Linked DNA regions of Mus musculus: region 1 is linked to region 2. Evidence: chromatin loops called from intact Hi-C (ENCODE). Cell type or tissue: left cerebral cortex. All regions are shown on one strand. Each heading gives the region's core, and the rest is flanking DNA. Links, peaks and the distances in the headings are about the cores only.

Evidence for each region. A loop is a pair of places that touch in the nucleus more often than their neighbours do. Peaks named below come from ENCODE experiments on the same cell type or tissue, not always from the same donor. Only the 100,000 strongest peaks of a DNase experiment are listed, where the experiment ranks them.
Region 1: it touches region 2 in a loop (2.8-fold over the local background); 3 of 42 quality-filtered maps call a loop at or near these places.

Annotation. Positions count from the first base shown.
Region 1 is chr9:28,074,855-28,090,746 of GRCm38, forward strand. All of the region lies in intron 1 of Opcml (opioid binding protein/cell adhesion molecule-like), which reads left to right. Among named protein-coding and RNA genes, the nearest start is that of Opcml, 290 kb to the left of the region's middle. In left cerebral cortex, for the core only: no CTCF peak of the experiment used is centred there; a DNase peak (open chromatin) is centred at 6,016.
Region 2 is chr9:27,418,315-27,434,206 of GRCm38, forward strand. No RefSeq gene overlaps it. Among named protein-coding and RNA genes, the nearest start is that of Spata19, 29 kb to the left of the region's middle. In left cerebral cortex, for the core only: a CTCF peak has its summit at 6,369 (motif pointing right); a DNase peak (open chromatin) is centred at 6,394.

The DNA.
Region 1 (15,892 bases), core at 4,934-7,433, 660 kb after region 2:
ATTCTCCTCTAGCAAGAGATACTAAGACACACATGCTGTCCATACTTTCCTTCCTGGACAACTAAGTGATATTTTACTACTCATGGGACAGGCAATTATCAGCTTTCATGTTAAGGATGACTCAATGGACTAACGGCTTAGCATCTCTAGATGTCAAGTGAATTCAGATTCTTAAGAGACTCAGCTTTTTAAAAATGGCTTAATATTGGCTGTTTTTTTTCTGAGAAATTATGATTCTAACAATAATATGCCTCCCTGAACCCAAACTTCCGAAAAGTCTTCTGCCACATCTGCCAAGCATACTGGACTGGGTCTGCTTTTTCTAGACACGTGAAGGTCAGGGGGTATAGAGAAAGGGCAAAGCTAGAGGTTTTGTGTCTGGATGTCTTCTTTGTCACTTTGTATCTCTTGGAGAGAGGACATGTGGTTCTTTTTCTCTCTGGGATTCAAGTTCTATGTTGTCTACTGTAGAGAATACATAATCAGCTTCATTTCTGTTTCTACAGCTATCAGCTCCTTTGGAATGCTGGGGCAGTTCTGTCATGCAGCCCTTTATCTGGTCTATAACATGTTTTATGTTCAAATTCAGAACATCTAAAATAAATGTCTACAAAGAGTCTTCTGTTGTAGCCGACTCTTGTGAACCATGTTTTATTAAGAACCCTTGAAGATTCTCACCATGTTGAAGGAATTCATTTCTTCCTATAGTCTTTCATCAGTAAGCATATGGATACAGACTTTCCTACATAAGCATGGTAGGGTCACTAGAGCCCCCTAGTCCCCTGAGGCCTTTGCTCAAAATGGAAAGGCATCTCTTACTTCCAAGGAGCATCTTGTACTTCAAGCACAGCACAGGCTTTCAGCCCCTGCTGGTGAGTTGCAGAAAGCTGTCCTCCTCCATGGTGAGATACCTGCTGCAGGTGTGTGGAAGCACAGAGTGGGAAGGGAGAGGCCGAAGCATTGGCAAATGCTTGGCATTCTGGAGGTCGCTTGCTAATAACAGTCTCAGAATCAGGGGAAAGCAGAGCTGTCAGTGTGGCTCTTCTTTGGCTCTTTGGGAGTGTTGTCTGTCTTCAGGTGCCTTCTTTATAAGCTTGAAAAGGTCTAATTAAGGAAATCTTGCTGATTTGGTTCTTGGTAAACACTGAATTCTTTCAGTCTAATGGAGCTAAGATTAGGGTGCTATTCTGTCCCCACTCTCATCAATTACTGTCACAGTTCACTTGTTAAAAATGGAATTTTCCAAGAGAAATTTGTTTGGTTCCCCCTTCCACCATTTTGCTCCTTGCTCCCTCCCCCGTCTTTCCTTCTTGTCTCCGTCTCCAGCTCATTCCTTCCTCTTTTCTCTTTCTTTCTTCTTTCTTTATTTTGCCTAAACCCTAGCCTAATCATGTGACAGATATAGAATGGTACACAGCATTGTTCTGAATTTTAAAGCTCCCCTCTCTTGGAACTTCTTTATTTATAATAACAATCTGCCTGTTGGATTATAATAGAAATATAGAAGAAGGAACAGAATAGAAGTGTAACGCTTTATAAAAGTTTTTCAAAATCAAATGTTTTTCGATATTACCCAAGAGGGGCCTCAGGTGTTGTGGGCGGTGTTTATTATGTTCTTGAACACCTAGTACACACAATAAAGAAAAGGCAGTGATGTGGTTTCCTCCATGTATCTAACAGGAAGGTTGGATCTCTGCGTTACGTGGCATTATCCTGAACTGCATGACTTCTCAGCTAAGCCACAATCTGGTTTTACCCATCATCCATTTCTCTACTTCTTCATTACACTCCTGACAAGTCTTGCTCAGGCTGTTGGACTGCCTGGCCTCGTTATATGGGAAATTTACAAATGCAATTGTAAAGTGCTTTGACATTCTCCAGAGCTCTAGAGCGCTTAATGATGCTGGGATTACCATGGAGCTGTCTTGTTCCAATCATATCTTCTGAGGGAGTCAAGAGTGGATTGACGGCTCTGGAAGGTGAAGTTTAAATATATGAACTGCCAGGGAGATCAAAACTGGGTAGTGATCCTGTCAAGATTCCTTCCCTCCTCTGCCTTCACCTTGGTTGTCTCCACCCTGTTGTGAGCAGAGGCTTTCCAAGGTCATAAGAGACAGGCTGATCATTAAACCTCACGCGATCTGTGGTTTTGATGCACAGGTTCTAGGTGGTACAGAACAATCAGAAGTAGTTACTTGGTCTATGCCCACCTAGCTCTGCACAGGTGGTAGATGGGAAACCTGTGTTTTCTGAAAGCTTCTTAACACACACAGGGACAACACAAACCATACACGAATCTCATGGCATCTCTTCCTATTGCCTCCATTTGGTAGTTTATGCTTTTGACACAACTTTAAATTCTTCACGTCAGTTCATCTCTGCTTCCCCAGAGCTACTATTTTCTTTTTCTGTGGCTCTTCATCTTCTACGATCTCTTCAACTCCATCACCCCATGACCTCCTTTCTTTTGTCTACTCCTTTCCTCTTGGTATCACTTAATTTTGCTGTCCATATTACTTTACCTAATTCTCTACCACGAAGCATGCATGCCATCTCTTCTCTCAGCAGCTGTGCCAGGAAGTGAACCGTGATGGCTGGCCATATCACTTATGGTGTTAGCCTAGCCAAGCCATCTGCATTCCATGGCACTTCTCTAATGGACTGTTCCAGTCTGTACTATTCTTTTTCATGCTTCCTGTGTCTCCTCAGACTCTTGCTTGGAATGTCTCCTGCCCAAACCCATGCTGTAATGTAATCCCTGTTGAGAATGGGCAAAGGTGAAGAGGTCATAGAACCGCTACTCCAAGGATGACTGACTAGTCTATTTGTTAGCCAATGGTGACTCAAGAATGTCAGTTATAAAAGCCAGAGTAGCTTATTCCCCTGTATGTGTCCTCTCAGCATGTGATGTCCTAAGTATCTAGAGCCCTTACTGGTGGGCAGGATCTCACCAGACAGTCATGTGATCTTGAACTTCCCAGTCTTCAGAACTACAAGCCAAAGAAATCTATCTTCTGGGTTAGAGAGATGGCACAGTGGGTAAATGTGCTTCCCGTGTAAGCATGAGAATCTGAATTCAAGACCCAGGCATGTCTGTGAAATCCAAGTGTGGCTTTGACATATCCTTAACTCCAGAAGAGTGAGCACAGCAGAGAAGACAAGGGGCTTGCCGGAGACTTGCTATAGTTTGTCAAAATATCATCACCCAACTCTCTCTTTGGCTGCTTCTCTCTATGTCTCTCTCTCTCTCTCTCTCTCTCTCTCTCTCTCTCTCTCTCTCTCTCTCTCTCTCTTCCCCCTTCTGATCTTCTCCTCTCTCTTCATCCCTCCCTTCCAATCCTTCTCTCTTGTTCTATCTCTCCCCATCCCCACATCCCAGTCTGGTTCTAGGGATAAGATATGGAACCTTGTGCTTAATGCTAACCAATCCCTACAAAACCATGTTTCAGCCCGGAGTCAGGGTCCCTTTTTCTTGATTTTCTTGATAATCTTATATAGCCTGTTTTGTAGTGGTGTTGTCAGACAGTGCCTTCTAAGCTTTAAGCTTATCTGTCCTAGCTTCATGCCCATCTATTTTCATTCTAGCCTCCAGTCCAAATCATAGGTACTGCTACAGCTTGCAGTGCTATCCCTCAAGAGGCGTGGAAGTCAATTGCCCTCCTTTGCCACTGCTATTACTAAACCGTACCTATTCTGCCTACTTGATAGGTTTTTAATTTGACCTTCCCTGGTGGTACTATCATTATAATTTCATGCTTGGAAAAATAGTTCCTTAATTTGCTTCCCTGTGTCCAAACTTGCCACTTATAATCTACTTTCTGCTATAAAATATGATTATTTCACTTCTTACTGGAAAACACTGAAAACTTTCTCTTGTGATTCCATCCTTCTGTACACCATTTCATACAGTCACTGTGTGCCCCTCAGCGTTCTGGCTGGGAAACTCTGTTACTTACTAATTTAGGCCATTCATTATGGATGTGCTAGAGACTTTCCCGTACTGGGATATGTTTCTCTCTCTCTCTCTCTCTCTCTCTCTCTCTCTCTCTCTCTCTCTCTCTCTCTCTCTCTCTCTGTTGCTTTTCATTGGACCCTGGCTACACTACTGCTCTAGTGGTTTTTATAAAAGCCCCTGCCCTAATGATGCCTCTTTCTCTAGATCTCCACTAGGATCATGTGTGCACAGAGATTGCATATCCCTACTGTCTAATGTGTATGACATTCATTATATAGTAAGAGTGAATTGACACATGCTGGAGGAAATTTGAACTGTGCAGTGTCCCTACTTGGAAATAATTGGGCTATTTTCTCATCAAGGTTCTCAATTTTAAGAAATACTATAGGGCCAGCATGATGGCTCAGTAGATAAAGATGCTTGCAGCCAAGTCTAACCATGTGAGTTTGATCTCCATGGAACCCACATGGTAGAAGGAGAAATCCAACTCTCATAGGTTATCCTCTGACTGCCACATTTATTGCATGGCACTCTCATGCCCCTGCCCCCATAACAAATACTGAAAGTCATTTGAAATAAAAGAATAAATGCATGTTCTGCCAGTGCTGTACACTGGGGGATGGCTTGTGTATTTCACCTTTTTATCTCCAAGACAAAATACTTGAGAAAGCAATGCAAGGTGGCGAAGGGTATTTTGGTTCACAATTCCAAAGGTTTCAGTCCATGATCTCTTGGCTCTGTTCTTGAGCAGAACACCCCAGCAGTAGACATATGTATCAAAAAATGTTCTTCATCTCATGGTGGATCAGAAGCAGTGAGAGAAGAAAAGTCTGGTGACAATGTATAACCTTCAAAGGCATGCCCTTCTACTTCTTTCAGATAAAGTCTCTCTACCCTAATATTTCAGGCACTGGCCAGAATAATACAACCAATCAGCTACCATGCACTCTGCACATGAGCCTGCGAGGAACACCCCATGTTCAGAACCATAACAGGTACACAGAAGACTCTGATCCATTTATTTACCTTGGGATGGTTTCTAATTTTTGCAGGTGTCTTATTCGTCCTTGGAACTTTGCTCACCATTCTGGTTGCTCAAGGGCATTCATTTTACATCAGAGGCAAAGCTGGAATCCTAAAATGGCTTCTTTGACTTTTAAGAAGGCTATGACCTACTTCCTCTTCCTGCTACTTGGCCTGTGTTTAGGACATATTCATTTTAGCATAAAACAAGCTCCCACCTACAGAATTTCCTAAGAATTAACGGTCCAGAAGTTCTCCTTCTCTGAAGGAGTATGCTTTGTTCTTTCCTTGTAGTACAGTGTGCTGAGAATCATGGAGAGGAAGGATTACATGGCTTTGCACTGATGCCTCCTATGAAGATCTAGGAGAGGGGTGTCTTCTAGTTCCAGCCCACCTTTTCAGAAACACATCTTTTTGCACAGGGCAGAGTCGTTTTCAAGTCAACCGAATAGCATCATGAAGGAAATGGGCATTTGGGGACTTGCTGCTTCCTCATAGACTACTGACTATACAGCTTGTCTGTTCTAGGTTCCAACATTCAGGTTTGCACTCTTCATTAGCTTATTGGGTTAGTTCATTTGGTCCCATTAGATGAATGCTTAGCAATATTGGGGACTAGCAATGGATGCTCTGTCAATATTCAAGGCTCTGTATGTTCTCCACTTGCCTCCACTGGGAAGCTATGAGGACCAGGGTAACTCTGAAATGCAGGCTCTCCAGTGGTTATGAGCTTTCTCCATAGTGGAATCAAGATGCACCGGCTTGTAGCTTTGACCTGACTCATTCCCTCAGGTGTTTTTCTTTCTGACCAAATAAACAATTGTCTCCATATCAGTCTCAGTGTCTGCTTCTAGCAGAACCCACAGCAGAGCAGTGGTGCCTTTCTAAGTACCCCAGAAGAACTTCCAGTTCCTTAAGAAAAGAGCAGAGAAGACTGGGGTAGACTCTGAATCCCACGTGGATAGCTGGCTTCTCTGCCTGTCCAAAAACCTGGCTCTGCCTTCCTCTGCTTCCCAGCCTTATCCCCGCCTTCCTTTCCCACAGCAGATGTCTGCTTTCCTCTGCAGGGTCTTGTCTTCTTGCTGTGAACACATTTGCAGTGAGTCAGAGCCCTTCGCTCCACTGCACCTGGAAGGATAAATGCTTCTCACCTCTTGCCCCCTAGATCAAGTTACTTTGCAGCTGGTTATTGCAACAAAAATAACTGCAGGTAAAAATGGCAAGTGAGGTGAGTGTAGGGGGCCAGCAAAGTTCTCTCCGCCCTCGGGAGATACAACATTCAAGGCACAACCACAATATGTCTGCTCAGTTCTTCTCAGGGCTGGGTTTTATGCTGTACAGTCTCCCAGCCTTGCAACTTGTGTGAGAAAACCTCAGCTTCTTTGCACTAAGTCCGACTCCACATTTCAGGAGACACTGGGGTTTAGAGTTCAGCAAGGCTCCCAGGTCTAAGCAGCTGCTTGTAACAAATAACCACTGAGTTTGACATTCTCACAAGGATGGAAGCCAGCTAATAAAAAAGCACAAGAGAGTGAAAATGTGCTCTGATTGTCTATGCTACTTACTATTGTGTGTGACTTTTAGTTTGTCTGTTTGTTTGTTTGTTTTTGCAAGGTGTATTATTTCTTTAGAATTGAAATAGTTTAAGTGTATAAATGTTAGTGGTTATTTTTAAATGGGGCAAGAAAATACCCCCAAAAAAGTAAGTAAAAAAGAAATATAATTGCAGAAACAGGCACAGTGTATCTTCTCTCAAACTAACTGAGCACCTCTCTACTTTACTTAGCTGGTATTATACAGTTAGTCAACGGCTCTACACAGTGCAGTGCTATTGTGGTTGAACGATGCCCTCCTCTCTCCTTCATATTTCCCATATTACCCTAGAACCTCTGAGTGTGTCCAAAGCTTGAAGAGGATATTTTTCTGCTATACAAGATGGAAATTGGGTCCTGGCACATGCTAGGCTAGCACAGTACTACAGAGGTAGCCCTGAAGCAAGAGGTTTTAAAGGGGGAATTGTGATTAAGTGAGATCATCAAGGTGAACCTACTTCAGTTATGCAGGGATGCACTCATGCTTGAGCACACACACACACACACACACACACACACACACACACCCCACATGACTATTTGCCTCTAAAACTTGGAATGTGGGGGAGGATTGTGTTGCTAACTAATCCAGCCTGTTCATTTTGTTATGGCAGCCCAATATTCCTCACAGGGGAGTAGGTTGGATTCTATCGACCCTGATTCTCTTGACTACACGATTTTGACTGCAGCCAAAGAGAGCTAGTTAGGTGTCTGTCTATTATACAGTTAGGACCAAGACAAGGCTGTTTTTCTTTCTGATATGGTGTATGATTGCTATGGATTACACTCGTCTTGTCCCCTATGGTTCATACACTAGAGGTTCAAGCCTCAGTAGAATAGCACTGAGTATTTCAGACCAGATAAATACATGGAAGATATCTAGGAGCTCAAGTGCTAAGGGGCCATTGAGAGTCTTATGGTTACAATGCCACTCTATCCATAAGAACTAATAGCCTCCAGGAGGAATGGGCCAGAGCTCATGGTGCTGTATTACTTGGGGTTGCTACTGTGAGGTGGTCTTTTGCTCATTTCTTTCTGCCCTCTCTTGCTCACATGTTCTTTTATATCCACCCCAACTATGTGCAGTTGGGGTAGGTGTTCCAACTATCAGAATCGTCAGCCAAGCAAGCCTCTTTTCTTTATATATTACTCAATGTCAGGTATTCTATTATAGCAATACAACAGACACTGAGACAATGATGATAAACCATCTATCAAAATAATTGTCTCACACTATGTCAAGGAGACTAGTTGAGAACACAGTAGGATGAAAAGCTTAGTTCTTGTCTCTGACTCTACCACTTACTATTGGTATGATTTTAGGAATGTGTGCTCACTCATATTCTCATACATGCTTTCATGTATAGGGAATAAATGGATGCCTAGGTTTGATCCTCTAGATATACTCTAGAGCAATGTAGGAATTAAAATGAATATCTCCTGGTCTCATATATCTACAAGTCTCCTGTTATTGATGAAGTGTGTACTTGGCATTGTAGGAATTAAAAGGGGCAGAAAAATCATCTCCAACATCCAAGGCAGGCTTCCATGGGAAAGTGTTATTAAGACTTTTCAGAATTTAGATCATCAAGTATGTGAGTGCCTATAATCCTTCATTTCCTTGTTTATTAAGAAAGGGGGAGGCACGTATTTTATCTTTCTATTTCTTCAACTTTCTGTGAGTACAAACAAGATTAATATGTGAAGGATGTCTGGAAGCTCTATTACTAAGTATACACAGGGTACCACACTTTTTGTAAATGGCTGACAGTAGTCTTAGTTGCTTAGTAACTGGTGGCATATAGAGGGCACGTGCTAAGGCATAACAGAATCATGTTTTCACCATGGAACAACGAAAGATTTGGGATATATTCAAGATTTTTGTTTACTTGTATTGGGGAGCAATCCAGAAGCCTCACACATCCTAGGCTGACATTTTATCACAGAGTTACATCTACAGCTCTTGAGATGAATTCTAATGGCTCAAGGAGATGTTTGCCATGCCGACTTTGAAGTAATCTATTGATATAAAATGGAGAAATTGAAAATCCAAGACGAGAAGGCTAAGTTTAGCTTGAGAATGTGAAGTTATCCATAGAGAGGTGCATATTGGATCAAGACTAGTTGTTCAGTAAAAGACATGCAAAAGAGTCTTCCATATGTCACTCCTAAGGAGACTGCTGGGTACTGATGCTTTATGTCTAGAGTCAAGGCCTGGCTGATCAGCCGGCTGCTGCCTTGTTTGGTCTATGATCTAGCCACTTCTGAACTGTGCAATGCAGCCTGGTAAGATAAGGGAGATCATCACAATATAACCCTGATACCTGTTGCAGGGACTGATGTGTCTTCTGCTGCTGAAGAATTGTAGTTGGGAAGAAGAAAGTAGCTAAGCCTTGGGGAAAAACACACTGGGTGGGCAGGAGGCAAAAATAGTTGAGGGATGATGAATAAAACATTATGGATAGATGCCGTTATCGTTATCATGCATGGAGATGCACCACATGATCTGTTCTTGTCCTACTCTATGCCAAAAGGGTGGGCATGTTCAGTCTATTCTAGACAAAACTTATTTACAAAGAGAAGCATGGCGGAAATGGCTGGCTTCCTCTAGAGGCCTGTGCAGTGTGCACAGTCTAATGCTTTTGTTGGAGCCATTTCTAATTATTTAATGTTTGAATCTAATCATTTCCTTGATTTAGCAAATCAAAGATTTTTTTTCCCCTCAAGGGCAAAATACCTTCATTTTATTTTCTTCTCCATAATTAAGTAATTTCTTAATTAGCAATGTTCAACTTCTCCAATCTGAAGTGACACATTTTATTCCTTTTTATAAAGCCTTGCATACACACACACACCCAGCCCCCGCTGGTGCTGGCGTGCTTGTCATTCTGTGCTCCTTTGTGTTCCTCTGCCCTCCCCTCTTCCCTTTCCCCCTCTTTCTCACTGGTGAGAGAGATTAGGCATCTCCAGCAGTTCTTCCTGAGCAGTGGGAGAATCCAGCTGTGTCATCTCTCCCTGTCTGACTTCCTGGTGGCTGGAATTAGCATAAAGGAAATTCTTTCTCCTAGGAGAAGTTGCTGCTTGGCTCTGTGCCTGGCAGGGCAACCTACTTTTTGCTCTCTATCAGTTGATAGGTAGAGAGTGTGACTTCTGCTGTGGTGGCCATCCTGAATGAGTCTGGGCTGAGACAGTCCTCAAGGCCTTGAAGCTTTAAGCCCCTGAGGCTAGGGCTGAGCCAGGGCTGCAGGGAGCACAGCTCTCTCTATTTCTACCCCTTTCTATTTCTGTAGCCCTATTCTCTCTGCTTGACTAAGCCCAGCATCAGATGTCATTCCCTGTGTCAACTGGCTACAGACTACAGAAACTGGTGGGTGTCCAATCTAGGGTTGTTCCGGACTGAACTGAACCCCACATTTAAGCACTGTGACTCTTCCTTGCCTGCGCTGTCATATCCACCTCAAGACTGACAAAGAATGACAGTTATCTCTTCCATGGACAATTCTAACTGCCAGAGAACACTTTGAACAGAGGAGCTAAGGATGGGTTGAATCTCCATAGTCCTTTGTGATTTCCTATTGGAAAATAGGTATATCCTCACAATACTTTGCCCATCAAATGCCAAACACTGAAGTTTGCCTATATTGAAGCTCCTCATAATTTGCATGCAAATTATGGGCAAAATTGTCTAACACAAAGACTATTTTATGATAAAGCTTTGAGTATAAGTGCACACATATGAATGTTTACAAGGCGTGATGAGTGGTGACCACATGAAACACAATAAATAAAAAGGATGTAGGATGCTGTAGAGCCCAATTGTAAAACACAACATACAAAAAGACTATAGGATACTTCAGAGCCCGGTTGTTTCCCCTTTGGATGGTAAGGCAGACTGGAAACTTTGGCTCACTGCCACTCCACATCATAGTGCAATATCTTACCCTACACAGCTAACTGGGGCAGGCAAATAGAAATTAAAAATTTCAACAATATTTTTCTATTGAATATTTATCCCTTTTTTAAAAATTAAAATGAATGCCCAATTGAAAAATTAAGTTGTGCTATCGTGGTACAGGTTCCTCTGTTGGATGCCTCTCCCTGCCTATGTATGTGTGCAAGCCTCGACTTTCAGAGTTTACTGTTAGGGATCTTCAGAGCACACAAAGAACGTTTCACTCTCCCTCACTGCTTTCCAGGGCCATTGTCTGCTAACCACTCAGCTTCCTTTTGAGCAGATGAGAGGAAGGTAATCAATCAGTCAGTGCCCTGGTGAGGCACAATTAATGTTACAATAATAAAACAATAATGCTGCCTGAGATGGGGACTTTGAAGTCTCCCGATGAAAGGCTCACAGAAGTACTGCTGGCTATTACTAGCATTTCATCTTCAAAGCACCTTGTAAATATTAACTAATGAGCACTGGACACTACCTTCCCCTCCTCAAGGACCAACCGCTGATGAGAGGCGGGACTTGAATACAACATTGCTTCCTGATGTGGAGGCACAGAGACCTACCCTCCGGCTAGCCACCTTTGGTTTCCTTGGAAGGCTATGTCAGTCACCAGGGGATGCAGCCTGCATTGTCCTCTTGGATAGGCCAGGAAATTGAAACACAACAAAACTAAACCAGCCAGAGCCACGTGTGTGATTCTGAATCTTTTATAGAATCTTTTACATTGTTTTTAGAAGTGAGGAGAGATAGATGAAACTAATTTAAGTATTTATTTAACCCAACATATCAGAGATACTATCGTTTAATTGAGTTATTAACATAAGTTTGTCCAAAAATATCATTTTGCCTTTTTTTAGGTTATATCACTGCATATCTTTTGCTTAGAATACATCTTACAGTAGGCTGGGCACACTACAAGTGCTCAGCAGACATATATAGTGAGAGGCCATCATGTAGGACAACACAGAGCTGGATTTCCTTTGAGAAAGAAAGACTGGATATTTGGCCCTGAAATCTTGGGCCATGGCTCGTAGTTTATGGTCAAGCATGTGGCCTACAGTTTAGTAGATGTGACATCAGACCCTGACCTAATACTTGAGTTCAGTTTCCTTGCCTCGAATGGAGGAATGTTCCTAGTGCCAGCATCACGATTTACGAGAGTGCATAAGGTTGCTTCTTTCAAGTCCCAGTGAACATAGAGTTCAGCGTGCAGTGATAAGGGCACAGCTGCCATCACCACTGACACAGGATGGTGAGCTTGTTTTCAGAAGCCTGACTGCCTCATCTGCTGCAGCCACCAGGGGTTCATTCCACGTCTGTCTCTGCACCTAGCCTGGTGTGGGCTGAGAGAGCAAGAGAGAAATTCCCACAGCCTTGACCCAGGCAAGATCTATGGACTGTTTGCTTATTTACCTTCATGGCCAGACCAAGGACCTTTAGAGTATTGCTTGGACTGAAGACAGAAAAGGCACATTGGGTCTAGGGCCTGAAGATTTTTTTTCTACAATCATATCTCCTTATGTAATTCTTGCTGACCTATTTTAATTATTTTCCATTGTCTGACCCATCTTGAAACATCTAAGCCTCTGTAATGTAGCAACCTTCAGCTTGACACACTCTCTTCTAACAGTGGTGTAGGCTGCTGAATGCACCAGAGGATGTGTCCCACTGTCTTGACTCACCTTACTTCCCAACACAGGCCGGGATAACGCTTTCTACCTTGACAGCCAGCTGCTGTGTCAACTTAGCCTTGGCAACCTCAAGATCTTCTTTCACTTGATTATTCCTGGCCTAGCCACTAGAATGTGTTAGCCTCTCTACTGGTACCTGGTAGATCTGTCTTATATCTGTAGAAAAGAATCCAGTGACAGGAGTGCAAAGGACAGCAATGTGGTTGTATGGAAAGCTCCTACTCCTGCATATGTACAATAGAATGCTAGGAGCTCTCTCACCTGTGGCTGAGGTTTCTGGATGGAGTCCACACTATGAGTGAAATAGGAAACAACCACAGTACAAGGTGGTCTACCTCTAAAGAACCCAATCTGGATGCTTCTGGAGACAGGAAACTTCACAACTCAAGAAGTAGGGCACTTCCTGAAAAACCTAGATATCCTGATACAGAAAGACCAAAAATATTAACATTTGGATCAAGAGTGTCTCCCAAAGGGCCATCTGTTTACAGCTTGGTTTCCAGCCTGTGGTGCTCTTAGGAGGTAGTGGAGTCTTTAAGAAGTGAAATGTCTTAGATCTTCAGGAGCTCTTAAAGAAGATAGTGGGATGATCCTGGTGTCTTTCTCTTTTGTCATAACCTAAGCATAAGGTATGCAGGTATCCATCACATTCTCTCATAATCCTTATAATGTACTCCCTCAACACAGTTACAAAGCAACCGGGCTAATTAATTGAAACCCCCAAACTGAGTCAAAGCAAACCTTGCCTCTTTATAACACCTAGCCTAGGCATGTAGTACAGTCATAGAAAGCTGACTGCTACGGCTGGCATAGTGCTGGTCTTGTCTTATTCTTCTGTCAACGGCGAGGATGACAAAGATCGATTGCCACTGCAGTGGTAACGACAGGTTGGAATATTGCAGGTCCACAAGATAATTATCTCATTTCTGGCTAGCTTTAGTCCCCTGAATTCCATGCCCACTTCTGTGTCAGAACTACCCTTCTGTGACTAATAGATAAAAACCTCTAGACTCTATTGACTAAGTAGACCATCAGCCTCCACTCACCCCAAAGCTAAGAATGTCACCAGATAGGATCTGAAGCCTATAGAAGCACCCCCATCTTGGAGTCACCACCTCTCTGATATACCCACCAATGTATCTTTAAATTGCCTCAATTTATAATATTCATTGTCCTGTAAAGCTATAAAGCTTCATGAAAAGGCTTCAATGTTTGAACATGGGATTTAGGTTAAGCTAAATCTGTGTTTCTATGTCATAGACAGTGAAATTTGGCTCTAGAATAAGCACTTTCTAATTCATTTTGAGGTGAGAGCTCGTGTCTTTTGACATGCCAGTTTCACAGTTGTGGCTGTGACTAGTCAGCTCCTTTTCACATATGTGCGTATATGACTGTGTGTATGTATACAGGGCCTTGCTGTGTAGTTGTCACTGGCAGCTCACTGTATAGCCTGAGGTGGTCTTTACATCACAGCAGTCCTCCTGCCTCAGATGATGGAGTGCTGGGATTACATGTGTGAAGCACCAAGCCTGGCTCAAAACTGTGTTTTGGTCTGACCAGAGTTAGGGTCACACAAGCAAAACTGAGGCTCCCCTGGACGAGAGCTCCATTTCAGGGCAGCTTTCTCAGGCAGTGCAGGACACTGGGTTCTGCCTTACACCATAGTGGACCGACAGTGCTGCCTTGATGCTGGTGCAGAGACAGCACTCCTTCTGCCCTGGATGTTGAGTTGAATGTGTCTGCTACCTTCTTCTTCTTCTTCTTTGCACGTTATTTTCCTATGTGTACTCTGATGACCCTCTCCCCTACAAATGCCTACTTATGGCCTTGGTATGACATCTCCTGACTCTAAGAAGAGTAGGTAGATAGCAAAAGAAATGTATTTTCTAGGACTATCTTGGGTTTCTGACTAACAGGCCCAAATGGGTCTGTCACTGGGGGAACTCTATAGAAAAAAAGAAAAACAACACTTAAAACCACAAAATGCAACAGATCCAGCATGTAGAAGTATGTGTGGGAAAAGATAATGTGGTTGGGTGGGGACAGAGATTCTTTGTGACCCCTGAGGTGTCCAGCTAAAGCCATGAAGCCCATGAAGCATGAAATTTGATTATGCTTATCTTGGTGCACAGCCCTGAATCTGCTGCTGGTCATTCAATTACTGAGCAACCTCCGCAGATGTCTCAGTGGTGGTTAATACAGCATTGGGAGAACACTTGTACCTGGTGGTACCTCTGGCCTGGCAATAGCCCTTCTGCACTGGGGAAACAAGCTTGCTCTGATCCTGCACCTCGGTGATTCAGGGAAATGGCTGAATGCTTCCTGAGTATTTCAAAGATATCCTCAGATCAAATGTGGTATTTAAACAGCTTGGAGAGATCCCAAGATGACGAAGGAGTTTGGAGGATAAGGCTAGAGAGGATGGACAGAAGTAGCACAGTGCTATTTAATATGGAGATGAGGGACGGGGCATGACTTCGGATGTATAGAAAGACTTAGGAGAAATGAGTATCACTTCTGTGGCTGCACTTGGATGCAGAAAGGAAGGGGGATGCAAAAGCTTCATGTAGTCCCTGATGATCAAGACCAGAGACTTCACAGAAATGCCTTCCTCCTGTCCTTCTCTGCTTGCTGGGATTTAGAGTTGGTGCCGCCCCTTCCTGTGGTTCTTGCATTTCTAAGTCAAGAGATGGTGATGGTACATAAGGACAAGCACATTTTCACTGGCTAGTGTGGGCCTTCCTTGTGTGATATGGAGAGGGGGTGCAGAGTCCCCTACACAAATTGTTTAGTGCAATATTGTCATTGTTTTTCTCTTGATGTGACAAGATACCAAGGAAAGCAACGGCAGGAAATGGAAGTTTATTTGGCTTACAATTCGATGGCATAGTCCCTCAGGGGAAGAAGTCATGCGGTGGCAGCAGGTGGAAGCTACTGGTCACACTGCACTGGTCACAGTGAATGCTGGGGTCAGCTTCCTTCCTCCTTGGCATTCAGTCCATGACTCCCAAACTCCTTACGCCAACTTTATTCCAGGTGGGGGTTGCATTTTCAGGTTGTATCTTCAGCTAACTGTCTCTGGAAATACTCTTATAGGCACAGGTGGAGATGTGATTCTAAAGAGAAGTCAAGCTGGAAAGCCGACTAATGCAAGCAATGACAAAAGATTTAGCTATTATAAATAAATGAAGTCAGAAGTGCATGTGGTGAGTGTGTGTGCAGATGTGTGCACAAGCATGCACACACATGTAGAAACTGGGAAGACCTGTGGTGAAATGACGGGGTTTGAGAAACATTGTACACTTCTATCAGTATTCAGCAAAAACAACAATCCTAATCCCAAACCAGGTCTTCTTACAGGCAAGAGCATCAGTTTTGTGAGCATCACCCCTCTTCCTATCAGTCCATACAGGCAAATGTTACTCAGCTCTATAATTTTTCAGTTATCAAACACTCTGCATACAAGTGAAAAGTCAGAGGCTGACTTCCCCGAGGCCTTTGCAATGCACTTGGGAACCCATGGGCATCCTTGTTTCTTCTTAAGCCCCCTTGTGAGGATGCTGGGATTACATTGAGGAAAGTCAAATTATCAGAAGATTAAGAGTAATATTGTTATATGACATAGGGCAGACATCAAAGACAGATGCATAGAAATCATAGAAATTAATTAAGACTTGAG
Region 2 (15,892 bases), core at 5,068-7,567:
AATGGGATGGGGGTCTCTGCTGAGTGGTGTCATGGTGTTCTTAGGAATAAGTGACAGCCAAGACCAATGATGACTGAATGGTGAAACCATGTTATCCTGGACACCTCAGCATTCCGAATCAGGTTAACAGGACATTGTGGCTACCTCTCTCCAATAGGTCCACTTGTCCTGTGTATTCCTGCAGACAGTCTGTGGCACCAAGATGGCAGCCACAGCTCCACACATTGCATCACAGCACCTTAAGGACAAGGGAACCTTCCCTTGGTCCACCTGGATTTTCACTGTCTGTGATAAAGCGTGGTCCTTTTTATCCTCCATAGTCAGCAAAGAGCAAGGAGGAATCAGGTTTCTGTGATGAGCTTAGAGTAGCAGTTGGATACATTTCTGTGCCACGATTCTGATACAAGGAAGGTGAGAGGACTTAGCTACCAGATAGAAGCAGACAGCCTCAGGTGTGAGGCTTGGGGAAGAAACAGCATTTAGACCTGTGGCTGTGGCTACTCTGTGGGGACAGGGATGGCAATATGAATATGTCATGCCCACCTGTGGGAAATGGGGTGGGATCAGGACAGCAGAGAACCCTGACTAGGAGAACAAGGAGCTGGCTCTGGCTCCAGCTGTGGCAGGCATTGATTCGGGACTTGGGCCACTAACTTCTTAAGGTTTTTGAAAAAAATGTCATTTTTAAAGGAATCCTGTGTTGGTTGGGCTATGTCATAGCAGGGTCAATGCTAATGATGATGTTGGTAGGGAGTGACAGTGACTACTGCTGAGCACTGACTGAATGTACAATTATATCCCTCAGCCCCCAGAGTACTTCTGATGTTGTCGCTTTCCACATCTGTATTTCACAGATGGTGCTGCTGAGCTCTGGGGCCTTAGGAATTGGGGTGAAAACATGCAGATGATCAGTGATGGAGATGCTAGCATTGACCGTCTGGCTCCTCATCTGGCATCCCATCACTAAATATACCATCTCTTGGTGGATGGAAAGATTACAAGGACAAACTGGAATAGAACGAGTGTTTCCCAATTCTGGCCTCTGAGCATCTTGCCAGGAACTCTTATGGGCACTGATGTCTCAGTAGTAGGTGAAAGAAAGTCTCTTCTGAGATCTAGTGAGGACAGGGGAGACGCAAGCCAATTTGTAGATAGATGATAGATGACAGATAGATAGATGATAGAATCAGGTGATAAATGAGAGGTGGATGATTTGTGTTAGATGATGCATAAAAAGTCTGTGGTGCTACCTGCTTTGAAATAGTGATGTGGAGGGGCTGGGAGCAGACTTAAAGGTGGTTTGTGCTAACCAAGGGCAATCACCTGAGATCACTACCCAGGACCGACATATTAGAAGTGGGGAGGGTAGGGTTTGAAAAGTTGTCCTCTGATCCTTACACGATCACACAATACGAAAATGTAAACAAACCAAAAAGAGTAAAGTAGAAGCCAGGCACAGTGACAGAACCTGGAAGCTGTGGGAATGACCCTATGCAGTGAGTTCAAGGTCAGTTGGAGCTTCATAGCAAGGCTCTGCCTCTACAAACCAATAGCTGGGAATACAGCTCACTGGTTGAGCACTTGTCTGGTGTACACAAGGCTCTGAATCTCATCCACAATAGTTATAAGTGAGTGATAATGGGAGAGGGTTGCATTTTTAGTGGCATGGTTGGAGTAGAGGGAGACTATAGTCTTGACATATCGGTTAGAGATGTTCCTCGAAGACAAAATGACAAACTAGGATGGAGAGCAGGGTGTGGCTTGAGGAGAGACCTGTGAGCAATGCTATGTTTCTAAGATATACAGAAAAGGCAACAAAGAATTATGTGACCTGCTTTGAGTCTTCCAAGATCAAGTTTCCTCATCTATTAAATAATGATGTTGCCAACACTCAAAGGTATTGGCAAGACCTGATGTGAACTTTTTAAAGGCAGCTTGAAGCAGCAGGGCAGCAATTAATACCAACCCTACCACTAACCACTACTCTAATCCTAACACTAACTGCAGCTCTAACCCCATAAATAGCCCAACTCCAACTCTAATCCCAAACCTAGCCCTAATCCTAACCCCCAAACTAATACTAACTAACCCTAACTCTAATCCTAACCTTAACACTACCACTAACCCTAACCCCAACCCAACCCTAATAATAACATCAACTCTAATCTCAAGCCCAATCTAAACACTGAGCCCAACCCTAATTCTAATCCCAACCTTAACAATACCACTAACCCCTATCCTAAACCCAACCTAACCCTAACCATCTCTGGAGAGGTGATAAGCCTCCTCTCTCCTGACTGGAGAGTGAATTTGCATTTCTTCAGCTAGTAGCCAATAGTAGACTTAGAACTTGATCTCCTGGAATCCTCACCCAGAGTGGTCAAATGAGTGTTAATCTCATTTAGTCAAAATGGAAACTAAAGTTTCAGAACTTGAGGCAGGTGAATACACATAGGAAGCTCTTCAGAGATGCCTCCAGCACAACTGTCAGATTCAGATTCTGTTTTCAAAAAGAAGTATGGTGTATTGGTAGAGGTGGGATATGGTGAGGTCAGGGGTTAGATTTTAAAGGTCAAGGGCCTGTAAGCAGAGATGTACTTGTTTAGACCAATCACTGCTATGGTCACACAAGCAGTTCCTTGGAATAAAACACAGTATTAAAGACTTCAGATTAATACATGATGAAATTTGCATCACAGGCTTGGGGCAGATGCTAGCCATAGCAGAGGGGCTTAGGAAAATGAGGCAAAAGTCATGATATAGCAGTGATGGTGGTAACCACAGAGGAAAGAACACTGAAGTTCAGCTAAGCTTGCAGGGCTTGGCTGTATCTGTGACAGTGGCCATAGAGAGGTAGAATGCAGATAGGTGTGGGGCTTCCAACAGTGAGGAACTGCCATTCCCAAGGCATAGTTGTTAGTAAGCCAGAAGAGTCTGGACATAGTGGTACCTGTCATGTTCACGACCAAACCCCATTGGCTTACACTCTCACACTTCCAAGGATTTCTTACTCTTTTTTTTCCCTCCCAAAATAACAAATGTTCCATTTTGGCTTTGAAAGTGTCAGCGGATTGGGAAACTTTGCACACATCCAATATGTCACTGGCAACTTAACAAAAGCATTTCTGTAGGAGTCATTTAAGGGCGGTCCTCAGCCTTCTTCATGTAAGTCCGTGATGCAGCCACTCATCTGCAAGTGTGTGTGGAAGGAAGTTCTCTAGCCCGTATTCTTTCTCCCTTTGTTCTGTTTCTCAGAGGAAGCAGAGGCCCAGTTTCCCTCTGGTTCCCACTCTTTGACGGCTGTCTCAGCTTTAGTTGCTCTTGGAAAGGTTCGAGGACACTGAGTTTGCATGTTGATAGGAAACAGAATCGAGGCCAGAGTCGAGGGGAAGAGGATGAGGAGGCAGAAACGAGAAACTGAGCCCCCAGTCTCCTGCAGCAGGCCAAGGGCCATGGTAGCTGGTGGCTTTTATCAGCATTATCATGCAATATTCCCAGCCTGCTTTGTCTTTGCTTTGCATTTTATCAATACCACTGGCAGATCCTGCTGTCCCTTTCTGTGGGTTTATTAATATTGCCCTCTGATCTATGGGTAGCTGCCACACTTTATATTCCAGCCCCATCCAGTCTTCTCCAAACTCAGACACCATATTTAATTAGATTTTCTCCCTGGCTCAGGCAAACAGAAATTGAACTACCCGTATATCTCTATTGCTCTGGAGCTCACGTCTGACAGAAGCAGACAGCTCTCTTTCCCTTTCTGGCATGCTCTCCCTCTTCTGCTCTGTCCCCACCTATGACTTGGATATCACAGCACAAGCACAATTCTAAGTTCACTTTTGCCTACAAACTCTGAAATTCTTCCCTTCATCATCCACAGCCATCCAGAAGAGCAGTGGTCCAGAGCTTCGGGCAATGGGAACGTTGTCGATCTTCCTGCAGCTGTTGGGTGGGACCTGTGCGCTGGCAGGGGTTGGGTAGTGATTGTGGGGATGGAGTAGGGGTGGAGGGAGTGGAGGAAGTAGAAGGGATAGGGATTTTCTCCAGTTAGGAGATAGCATAGCCCTATGACGTTATGCCCATGGAGATGGGACAGACTTGCTACCTGAGAGAAAAACATCATGACATTATGACATTCCCATGAGATGGCACTGCAACAGCGACTTGATGCATGTAAGGAAGGCTGGGCTATCTTATTTGCTTGTCCCTGGAAGGGACTCTGAGAAAAGTGTGGATACTTCATTCCTTCTTAGAGTGGGGAACAAAATACCCATGGAAGGAGTTACAGAGACAAAGTTCAGAGCTGAGATGGAAGGAAGGACCATCCAGAGACTGCCCCACCTGAGAATCCATCCCATATACAGCCACCAAACCCAGACACTATTGCATATGCCAAAAAGATTTGCTGACAGGACCCTGATATAGCTCTCTCTTGTGAGGCTATACCAGTGCCTGGCACATACAAAAGTGGATGCTCATAGTCATCTATTGGATGGAACACAGGGCCCCCAATGGAGGAGTTAGAGAAAGAACCCAAGGAGCTAAAGGGGTCTGCAACCATATAGGAGGAACAACAATATGAACTAACCAGTACTCCGCAGAGCTTGTGTCTCTAGTTGCATATGTAGCAGAGGATGGCCTAGTCAGCCATCAATGGGGTGAGAGGCCCTTGGTCTTGCAAAGATTATATGCCCCAGTACAGGGAAATGCCAAGGCCAGGAAGCAGGAGTGGGTGGTTTGGGGAGCAGGGCTGGGGGAGGGTATAGGGGACTTTTGGGATAGCATTTGAAATGTAAATGAAGAAAATATCTAATAAAGAAAATGAAAAAGAGAAAAGAAAAGAAACAACCTCTTCCCTCCAATGAACTCACAGTCTATAGGCAAGACTCAGTTTCCTCGTCTATCAAGTCAGGATAGTGACAGCTGCTCTGTGTGTGTTCCATCTTGTGACCTTTCAGTGAAACCAGGCATGTCGCCATGCTCCTTAATATGTGATGTTCCTTAGATCAGGCACATCCGCTCACAGTAAAATGTTTATTTATTACTCCTAAGTGACATACAGGAGAAGATGATAGAAGAATTCTTATTGATGGTGAGATGATTTTTATTTTCTTTATCCAAGAGGTTCGTTGTAAAGGGCTCCTCTTAGGTGGGCAGGGAGCAGAAGGGACTCAGGAACTCAGTGATGCAATGAAAAATTGAACAGTAACAAAGCAGGGAGGGAAAGATGGAAAGAAAAAGTGGGAATAAAGCAGCAGGCAGGGTGGTATACCCGCAGTCCTTGGTTAATGTTTGAGATCTCGGCATAGCAGTATGTGCAGTTACCATAGTGAATGCTTGTGGTATCAAATGCAAAGCACCTCATAGCATTCCTGGAGGGCACAAGGGTCCACGTGCCACCCCGACTGCTGTGAAGTAGTCTGAAAAAATTCCCTTCTCCCAACATAAAGAGCTACCCCACTCCTGCCCCAGAGCCCACCTCCCAGGCTGTGCCTAGCATGTGGTTTTGAGATTGCGAGGTTAAGCAAAGGACACGCAGAAGGCTGAGGACTGACACAGTGACAGAAGGCACAACACAGGGAGGGCTCTCGGTTGGGCAAGGGGCTATGGAGTCAGACTGATATATGCTGCAGGTCGAGTTGTGTCACCTAGCAATATGACCCCCTGGTATGACATCGCTCTCTCTGAGCCTTATATCTTCATGAGAGGAGAACCTGCAGTGTAGGGTGATAAGACTCAATGGAGTCACGTAGTGGTGACATTAGGAGGATATCTGGCCCACATTGGGCCCTGAAGCACTTCAATGACAGAAGACTCAGTACCCCTCTCAGTACCCCTCAGAGATGAGGTTGGGAGGACAGGTTGAAGTGCCAGCTTGGGTCTGACTTTCAGGGAGTTAGGCTCATGTTATTTGCTTTGTAGCATCATCATTTGGGGAGAAACATGGAGGAGGTGGGTCAGAAAGACATGAAGGCATTGAATCTTTCCAGGTAAACACATAGGCCTTCAGGAATGCCTAGGAGAGAAGCTTCCTACTTCCCCAGGCATCTCTGCTGTGGCGGAGGTGTGGCTGGGGACCACCATTGCTTCGAGCCCTTGAGACCACTCCGCTATGTTTTCAAGGCAGGGCGACTGTGGAAACATATTTCCCTTGATGTGTTCTGTTCAAAGGACCTGACACATGGCAAAGCTGGCTCTAGAAGTGACGTCTAATCTAATTCTTTTTCAGGATTGTTTAACAACACTTCACAGAGGACCTCATGCTAAAGGGTCAATTGAGATTTTTTTTCTCTAGTTAGGCAAAGTAACCTTTGTAGGTCAGAGTGTGTAGTTGAAGCTTATTTCTTGCTTATGTGACAGCCCAATATTCTGATCAGCAGATGGCGTTCCACCCCACGGTGATTCAGGAACTTAGGATCTTTCACCATATGGTTTTGTATATCTGTATGCCTCTACTTTTTCCTGTGGGTGACGGATGGAGAGCTAGGAGCTCCTTTGAAGCCTGGAAAAGGATTCTAACCCTTCTAGCCATGTTCCATGGCTGAGAGCTCATGTGTGTGGTCATATGCTACCAGGGCAGAGAGTGTGGAAAATACATTTGCCTCCCTAGTTCACAAGGCCTATATCTAAGAGTTTACAGTATTGGAAGCCATGCTAATAGCAAACACTGTGTTTATTTTGTGGATCTTACATATGTATTCCAATGATGGTCCAATCGAAAGATCAGGCCCTGTAAGAAATTGACAACAACAATAAAACATAACAATCACACCAATATTCTGTAATAAAGCCTATTGAAAACTTAAAAGTTACTTCCCCTCCTTGGAATTTGCAGTTATTGTTTTTAGGTGTCAATTGATAATGGGCAACTAAAGGGACAGAATGCAAAATTCCAGGTAGGGGATGTACAGTTGTGTGACCTCATTGTGTATCCAGGAAGCAAAGGAAAGCAGCCAGGTACCAGGGTGCTGGTGGGCAGCTGGTAAGCTCTTGGTTAGTGACCACCCATACACTGGGCTCCTCCTTTTCATGCAGACACACACAACCTGCTCTTCAGGGAGTCTCTCCTCTTGAGTCTTTGTGTGGCACCATAAGAACTGGGATGGACATTATCTATCCTCAGGATATAAGAGACTAGTAGGAACAAGATTTACTTCCATTAGAAACAACAGCTTGGGGGGATCCCAGCAGGCGGGTTCCTGGAAGGGATGGCACCATCAGGAACTGTCATGTGAGGATGTGCTGTCTGGAAGGGAGATTCTCTCTGGGCTGGACCCAGCCTCCAATCACAGAATGTCCTGCCCACTCTTTGCCTTACCCTCAGGAACACTCCATCTCTGACATCCTCAATGGTGACATCTGAGGAAGACCTGAGGACCCTGTCTGCTTTCTGTTGGTGAGGGCTTTTCCCTTGCAGGAACTCACCGGTCAGGCAGTAGATTCTTTGGTTCTTCATTCCCTCTGTACTTGGTAGATGTCTGATGTACTTGCTTCATATCAGTTCCAAATGCAAGCTAGCATCAACACCTGAATTCTTTCCCGAGATGGAGTGTGCTTGCCTGCTTTTTTCCCATGCCTCTCTGTCTGGTTAATAGTGGCTACCACGAGACAGACAAAGGTGAGGGAAACATATTGCTTTGATGAAGTTGTCATATCAAAGTTCTAAGAAATGGGGTGGTTTCCACAACAGATACCTGGAGGCCTCAGGCCTTAGTTTTAAGTGTCCATAGGTGGTTCCTCCTGAGATGGGGTGGGTAGAGGAGAGCTGAGTGTTGCCGTTCTCCTGGAGTCTAGATTGGCACCAACATTTGATCTTCCCTGACATCAGCGTTCTATGTAGTGTTTCCATATGGTGCATCCTCTGCTGACCTGTCTCTATGTCCAAACATTTCCCCCTTTACAAAGATACTAGGCACATAGGGTGGGACCAACTCTATTCTCAGAATGACGTCATCTTACCTAACCATACCTGTGAAGTCCCATTCTGAGATACTGAAGGGGAGGCCCTACCTTTCTTTGGATCTTTGTTACAGGTCTAGGTCCCTCTGCTAAGCTGAGGATGGTTGTGGAGGCCTTTGTTCCTCAAAGCCCCCTTTCACTTTTATCTCTACTCCAGACCTTGCATGACCCAAATATCTGAAATCTTTTCAAATTTTCTTCTTAGAAAGGCAATGGATGGCGCGAGGAGGAGAGAAAATTAGCGTATGCTGAGTACCCTCTCTGTGCCAGCCACCATCACAGATCCTGACTCTCTTTTAGCTAAAAGTGTTGAGATTCTGTGAAATAGGGCTCAGCATGCCCAGGAGGGGAGGGGATTTCCCTCCATCAGCCTCTGTGGCATGCACAAGCTTGCTAACCTTTTCAAACCTTTGTTCCCATGTCAGCTTCTGGGTGAACCTTCCTGAACACCCTACTTAAAACCAGACCGCTCCAGCCTTTCTGCTCTCTCCTTCCTATGCACCGCCCACCCCAGCATTTATCTGCACCACCTTAGGGAGGGAGAGATTTTCTGATTTTTTTTCTTCTAAGTTTTGGTTAGTGCAGTGGGACTGCAGCGACCATAGGGATCGTGGCTATTCTGAGTATCATGACACCCAAGACAGTGTGAGGGATATTGAGACATGCCCAGGGAATGCTGGCGACAGGGGTGATTTGGAAGTGTCTGAAGGAAGGCACTTGGGGACTGGATCAGAATCCAAATCAAACAGACTGACCGAGAGGCCCCCATGTCTGGCTCTGGCCAGCACCCCAGTTTTTCAAAATGGGTGTCATGAAGGAATACACTTTTCAATTTTTCAGCTTTCTTATTGGAAAACAGTGACATTAGCAGAGCCGTCTTCTCCCGTGGTTGGGATTGACCAGCAGAGTATGTAATGAAGGGCTTAACGGAGGGCCTGCATGCTGAAGGGTCCAGTGGACACTGCTTTTATCAGAGGTTGTTAATAACACTAATTAACACATTAACTAGCACCGGAGAAACACTCACTGAGCATTTTTATGTCTTTCCACTGCTGATATGTTTTGAATCAGACCTTTAATTTGAATTAGCCTGCTTTTGAGGTGAGGCTGTGTACTCTAAGAAGTACAGAGCTAACAGTTCTGAAGAGTCATGGTGTCAGCACCTGCTTGGTTTCAGTGGGGACCTTATGTTGATGGCGTCATAATTGGGATGAGTGTGCGGAAGAGACACAGAGCCTCAGAGACCGTGATAGCCCAAACTTGCTCTCAACAGACCCACTTCCCTTTGTAAGATCAATGCCAAAACCTTGTGGGGTTGCTGCCCATAGTGGCTTAATCACCTTCTGCTTGGCGCTGCCCATTTTAGGTCCTACCATCTCCTGATTTCACTGAGCTGAGAATCAAGCTTCTAGCACTGTAATAACCTTTATGGGGCCGCTGTAATAAATAATAAACCATATTTCCATCTTAAAAGTCAAGAGCTATACCTCTGTAGGCATATTCCTCTTTGACTTCTAGGTGTCTTGTGTATACAAGAAACTCAGCTGCGAGCACACTAGACTGGTAACAGGACACCTAGTTTGCAAATCCAGCTTGCTCCTCTCCCAGCTGGGTCCCCTCAGATGGGTGATGGTCTTGGTCTGGCCATCTATATTGAAGTGGATAATTGAATTTATTTCTTGGCATGATATTTGAAAGTCTACAGTTAGAGCCACCAAAGAGTTGAGATAGAGATGAAACTGAAGAGTGCTCTGAGGAGCAAATATCCATTTTTGATTTCCAGTTAGACAGAGAGACTGACAGGTGTAAAATGGTGTAATCTCTAAGTTTTCCTGGTACTGCTCTTTATAGTACTACCCAGTGCATGGAGCCCCTAGGCTTTCCTACCTCTGTCCTACACCTATTTGTCCATGCTGAATTTTCCTTTGACCCTGGGAAAGTCTTTCTATGACCCACTTCTGGCCAGGACACTTAGCTTTGGCTTCCTGACTTAAATGTGTGTGGGGTTGTCGATATGCTCAGTGGTTAAAACAGTTTCTGCTCTTGTAGAGGACCCAGGATTGGTCCCCAGCACCTACATCAGGCTGTACACAACTGCCTGCATCTTCTGATCCAGGGGATGGGATGACCTCATCTGGACTCCCTAAGTACCTCCTGCACTTAGACACACACACACACACACACACACACACACACACACACACATACACACACACACTACCCACCTAAATTTGACTTCAATAAACAGTGAAATTTTCTCTCCTTTGGAACCTGGCAGGAGGCAGATTTGGTGGAGCTGGAGTGTTCTGGCTCAGACAGGGCAGTGAGGGAATCCAGATGTGTGGAGTCCAGTTACTCCTTCTGTTTTGTCTTCTTGTCCCTTCCTTATGCAAAAGCTTAGTGAGGGCCAGCAAAGATGGGGCCAGACAATTACACTGAGTGTGGGTTTTATTAATGAGGGGAGAAGACAGCATAGGAGACTGTAATGATATCATGGTGTGTCTAATCTAATTATGCTAATCAATTTCTACGGCTCATCAGAGGGACTTCTGGGTGGGCTATGTCAGGATTTCCCGAGAGCATCTGGAAGGGCTATTCCAGGATCCAGGAGACGAAAAGGAGAGCATTTTTAGAGCATCCAGATCTCTGAGACGTCTCTAGGCCTCCACCTGTCCCAAGTAATGCCATGTCTGGGAAAGCAAGGGCCTGGGAATTGGAAAAAACCTCAAAGAAAGCAGACCTGGCAGAAGCTGGGTAGGGAAAGCAGGGACTTGTCCGAGAGTATGGGACGCGCAACAGTGGAAGCTCCTGAGTGGCTTGGATGGCTGGTAGGAACTACAGCTGGGTGGCCATGTGGAGCCCTGTGAATACAGGACCCTGAGGTTGAGCTCAGACCAGCTTCAGCTAGGTTTACGTCTGTGGTACCCGAGGCTAACCTTGTTTCTGCTGTAGCTGAGGCTACCCTTGGGAGGCTCGTGTTTGCCCTGTATGGAGCAGAGTATGGGAACCCATTCCCTGCTATTTGCTGCCTTACCGGTAAGCTAGGTAGACCCTCCCTTAGGGCAGGTGGCCTGTGTGGACCCAGGGGTAAAGAGACTGGCGGTGTGGACAGAGGTCAGGCACAGCTTTCCTTGGAGATTTTAGACTCTAATCTGAAGAACGTGGAAATTATTTCTACCAGAGTACAGGGTGCTGTGAACTATAGAGATAGTAGACATCACAAAAAGAGATGAGAGCAGTTACAGGATACCTCATTTTCTACTGCTGCTGTTTCAAACACTCATGAACTTATTGGCTTAAAACAGTCATTATGGGGCCAGAGAGAGGATTGAGTGGTTAAGAGCATGCTGTTTCTCCAGATCAGTTTTTAGCACCCATATCAGGACTCAACAGTGGCCTGTGATTCCGGCTCCGGAGAACCTGACACCCTCTTCTGACTTCTACAGGAACCAGTATACCTGTTCATAGACATGGACACAGACATGGACACAGGTATGTACACACACACAAAGAAACACATACACAGACACAGAGACACACAGACATAGGCAGAGAGGCACAAGGCATATAGAGACAACACAGAGATGACACAGAGACACAGACAGACAGTCAGATGCAGATAAACACACACACACACACACACACACACACACACACACACACACACACTCCAACCACTCCTATATCTATCATTGTGTTATGATGTTGGTTAACAGCCCAACAGAGCCACAATCAAGGAGTCTAAAGGCTTTATTCCCTCTGGTTTCAGTTTAACCTTTCCTTCAGTTTCTCCCTGGTCCCCTTTCACACCTTCAGAGCTACCATCACCAGCCGATTTTTTTTAGTCTCCTTTTCACTGTCACCAAAAAAGTTATCTCTGCTTCCAGTGTCATGTTTTTGGGTGTGGCTGTCCTGGAAAATCTGGGTTAATCTCTCGTACTTGCAACTGTAAAGTTTCTTTTACCAAGAAAAATGACCTATCTTTAGAATATCAAGTTGGGGTCATGGAGGACACTTTATCCTACCATAGCCTTGGCAGAACTATGTGAGCTGTTGGAAGGCCTGTATCCACAGAATGGGGACTCTAGAGGATCTGGTCAAGGCACTTCCCAGGTATAGCCTGGCAATGCTATGCTGAGCATCCTCCCTCACTGTGAAGGAGGCTGGTCATATTATTCCCATTTCTTCTTCCGAGGGGCCCAGCTAATCACATACGCTCCTTTTATACAGTAGTTTCTCCTTATCCATTAAGAATGTGTTGTAAGACCTTCACTGTAATCCCCTAAACGGTGGATCTTATATACATTATACTTATTTTACCCTCCCACACCTATTATAAAGTTAGGAATATTAAGACTAATAGAACAATGACTGAATCTGTGAGAATATGGTTTTTCTTTTTAAAATTATCTTACTATACTGTAGTCATCCTACTTCTTAGGAGATGACACAATGGCTTCAGATGAGATGGGAAGAACGGTTTGGGTGTTGAAAGGTTGTTTCGGATAGCCCTGGAGCTAATTGTATTTAATGTTAATTCTGTTCTCCAGTAAGGGGCTGTGAACAAGGAGTGAATCAGCACTCAGGTGATTTCCTGTAAACCTACTTCCCACCTTAATTTATAAATAAAGGCTGGAGCCGGTGATTGGGCCGAGAAAGAGGGGAAGGTGGAGCTGAATGTTCTGGGAGAGAAAGAGAGAGAGAGAGGATGATGGAGGAGGAGGAAGAAGAAGGAAAGAGGAGCAGAAGCACCTGGCCTGGAGAAACTGCAAGTTATAAGGGTTTCTTGTATGGAGAAGATGGTAGTGCAGTGGTGGATCTGCCCAATCTAGGCGCACAGCATGCATTCATATTAATTGAGTTGTGTTTTCATTGCCCGGGCTTATTTGGGCTGGAGATTTACAACAACACAAGGTAGCCTTAGTCTTTTGTGTGGGGACTTGAACACTAAGTAGCCTCATGGTACCATGCTGGCGCTCCCGAAAACCACAAAACAAACAGTTGATGAAGCTTGAATACACTTGAATACACTGGATAAGGGTGTTTTTCTCTCCCTCCCTCCCTCCCTCCCTCCCTCCCTCCCTCCCTCCCTCCCTCCCTCCCCTCCCCCCTTCCTTCCCATTCTCTTATTGATTGATTTTTTTTTTTTTTTTTTTTGAGGCAGGGTTTCTCTATGCATCCCTGGATGTCTGAGAACCTTTTCTGTAGACTAGGCTGGCCTTGACGCTACAGGGATCCGCCTGTCTCTACCGCTCAAGCACTAGAATTAAAGATATATACCTCTGCCATCTTGTGGGGGCGTTCTTTTTTTTCTTATCTAGAATTCAGCAAGATGGTGTGAAATTTAAAGCCAAGCACAGTTTACAACCTAAGAATTGTTTCTAGAATTTTCAGTGTGCGATTTCAGGTCACAGTTGTCCACAGGTAACTTCTGAAAGTAAAGCCACTGTAGCTGGTCAAGGTCACATGACTTAGTTGAAGAGACGGGAATGTAGGTTGAGACCAGGCAGCTACTTCCAGGTCAGGTCTCTAGTCAGCTCCAGGATGCTTTGTAATCTCAAGATTTCTAGGATCCTGGGGAGGCAGATGAGTCCTGATAATGGCCAATCAATGAGACAGAGGGAGCTTGTGTTGTACAATGCTCTTTGGCAGGGACTACAAGGTGAATGAATGGGAAGTAAAATTGTAGATGAATCTGTTGAAGGGTGAGATTGTGGTAGATGCTAGGCTACTTTGAGAAGTCTAAAAGTGTCCTTAAAAGGGTACCACCATAACATGATCGCCTAGATCATGAGTGGGGGAGGGTATGGGGGACTTTTGCGATAGCACTGGAAATGTAAATGAAGAAAATACCTAATTAAAAAAAAGAATTCAAATAGGGCATAGCAGAGATGTCTGTTCCTTGCTCTTTGATATTAAAAGGTTGAGGCTGGGGCTGGAAGCTCAGAGCCTCATCCATTCAGCTACCTGCTATCTATTCTGGTTGGTTGATAGAAACTTCAGGACCTTTCTGAATAAATGTCTCTGGTCTCCCCGAGTGGCTTTCCCTGAGTTTCCCTTCATCATGGAGCCTGTATGATCAGGGAAGTTATAGCAAAGGCCTTTATGGTTTAGCCTCAGCAGTTATACATGTTACTTCTACCTCGTGTCATGCATTACACAGGGCCACTAAGAGTAACCCACGAGGAGAGGGAGTGCAATAGAACTTTATTCCATCAAGGTATTAGAGAGACACTCAAGACTGGTAAGATTACTATCTTCACTCTCCCTTTGAAGAATATACATTCTTCCCCAGACAGGCTGGAAAAACTGGCTGCTTTCTCAACAGTAAGATATAACAGAGGAGGTTTTGCAAAGCAGAGATTGCTAAAACTTTCTAGTTAGGCAAAATAACTTTACCTTCCAGTGAAGGTTAGATTGGTTGTGGCTGCTCTGATGACCTTTTTGTTCCAAATAGCCTTAGACAGCTATGGAAAATGACAGCTCCCCTCCACTCCCCTCCCTCTTTCCCTCCCCCCCTCTCTCCCTCCCCGCCTCTGTGTGTGTGTGTATATATATGCATTATATAATATGTAATCTATTAATCTATCTATCTATCTATCTATCTATCTATCTATCTATCTATCTATCTATCTATCTATCTATCATCTGTCTGCCTGCCTGCCTGCCTTTCTTTTTTGCTGTTTTATGTTGAGTAAAGGACCAGGGCTGTGTTTATTTCACACATGAATCTTCTTGGAAGCAAATGGACTAGAAGCAACTATTTTTTTTTGAGGTCAGAGGGTCCTGAAGAGAACACTAAAGCTCTACAGGACAGGGGAGCCACCTTGGTGGAAAGAGCCATAGTCTTGAATGATTGCCCTGGCTCTGATCCCCCCTCCACTGCTAGAGAGAAGGAGAGAGAGAGTGAGCAGGACATAAGCTTTGCAGGTTTTCATAAACAGCCTTTAGTTTCCCCCTTGACAAACACAGGCTGCTTTCCTGACATAGTCTTTGAAGAAACAGGAAATAATATCTATAAGTCAGTCAATTTCCCTAATAGACTGGCCCACCAATCGCTGCCTCCCTCTCCCCTGTCAGCTGTGCAGATTGCTTCAGTGGTGCAGAGATGTCACATACAGAGTGGTCTGATTGCCTGCTGTGGGCATTTGGGTATCATGCATTCGGAATGAGAGGAGGCAGGTGGAGTGGGTGAGGTGGGTGGGTGGCTGGCTGGCTGTCATCCACAGAGGCATCGTACACTGAGCCCAGAGCGTGCCACGGTTAGGAAGGTTCCCAGGTGTTAGCCCCTCATATCCAAGCTGCCTTTTCCTGATTTAAGCAGCGAATCCCCAGGACCATGCCTAGCTCTGAGGGATTTCATTTATCATAAACAGCAGTCGATCAAGACAGAAGCAGTGTGGAAAAGTGTTCATGCATTTTGGGTGGAAATAGCAGGTTTCAAAGTGGATTGTACAGTATGATCTTGAATTTGTGACAATAATTATTCTGTATACACATAAGGGATAGAGCATAGAAATCAACATACAAATAATGAAGATCACGGGGAGTGGGGGAAAAGCATAAAGTTTAAGTTTTCATTTGCTTTTACCACTTATATTTTTTCTCCTGAGGGTATATATTGCCTTAGAAATAAGGAGAAAAAAAAAACGTTTTAAATATGTAATATACCTGAACATGAAACTGAAAAGTATAAAACAAATTAGAAAATTACTTAAGAGTATACATGACAGGTTTTTCGTTGGCTGGGTTTCTCTTGGGTTTCCCCCCTTTCTCTGAGGTATCCTTGGTCATTTGGAAGATTCTAGATGTTTTGTATCTTACCTTGGCCAAAGGCCTCATGGTATGACATGTCCTCTGTGTGTTCTGGTACAGTTCTTCCTCAGGCTTTTTGGAGGAAAGACCTGGGCCTTATGTCAGGATCTCCCCCAGA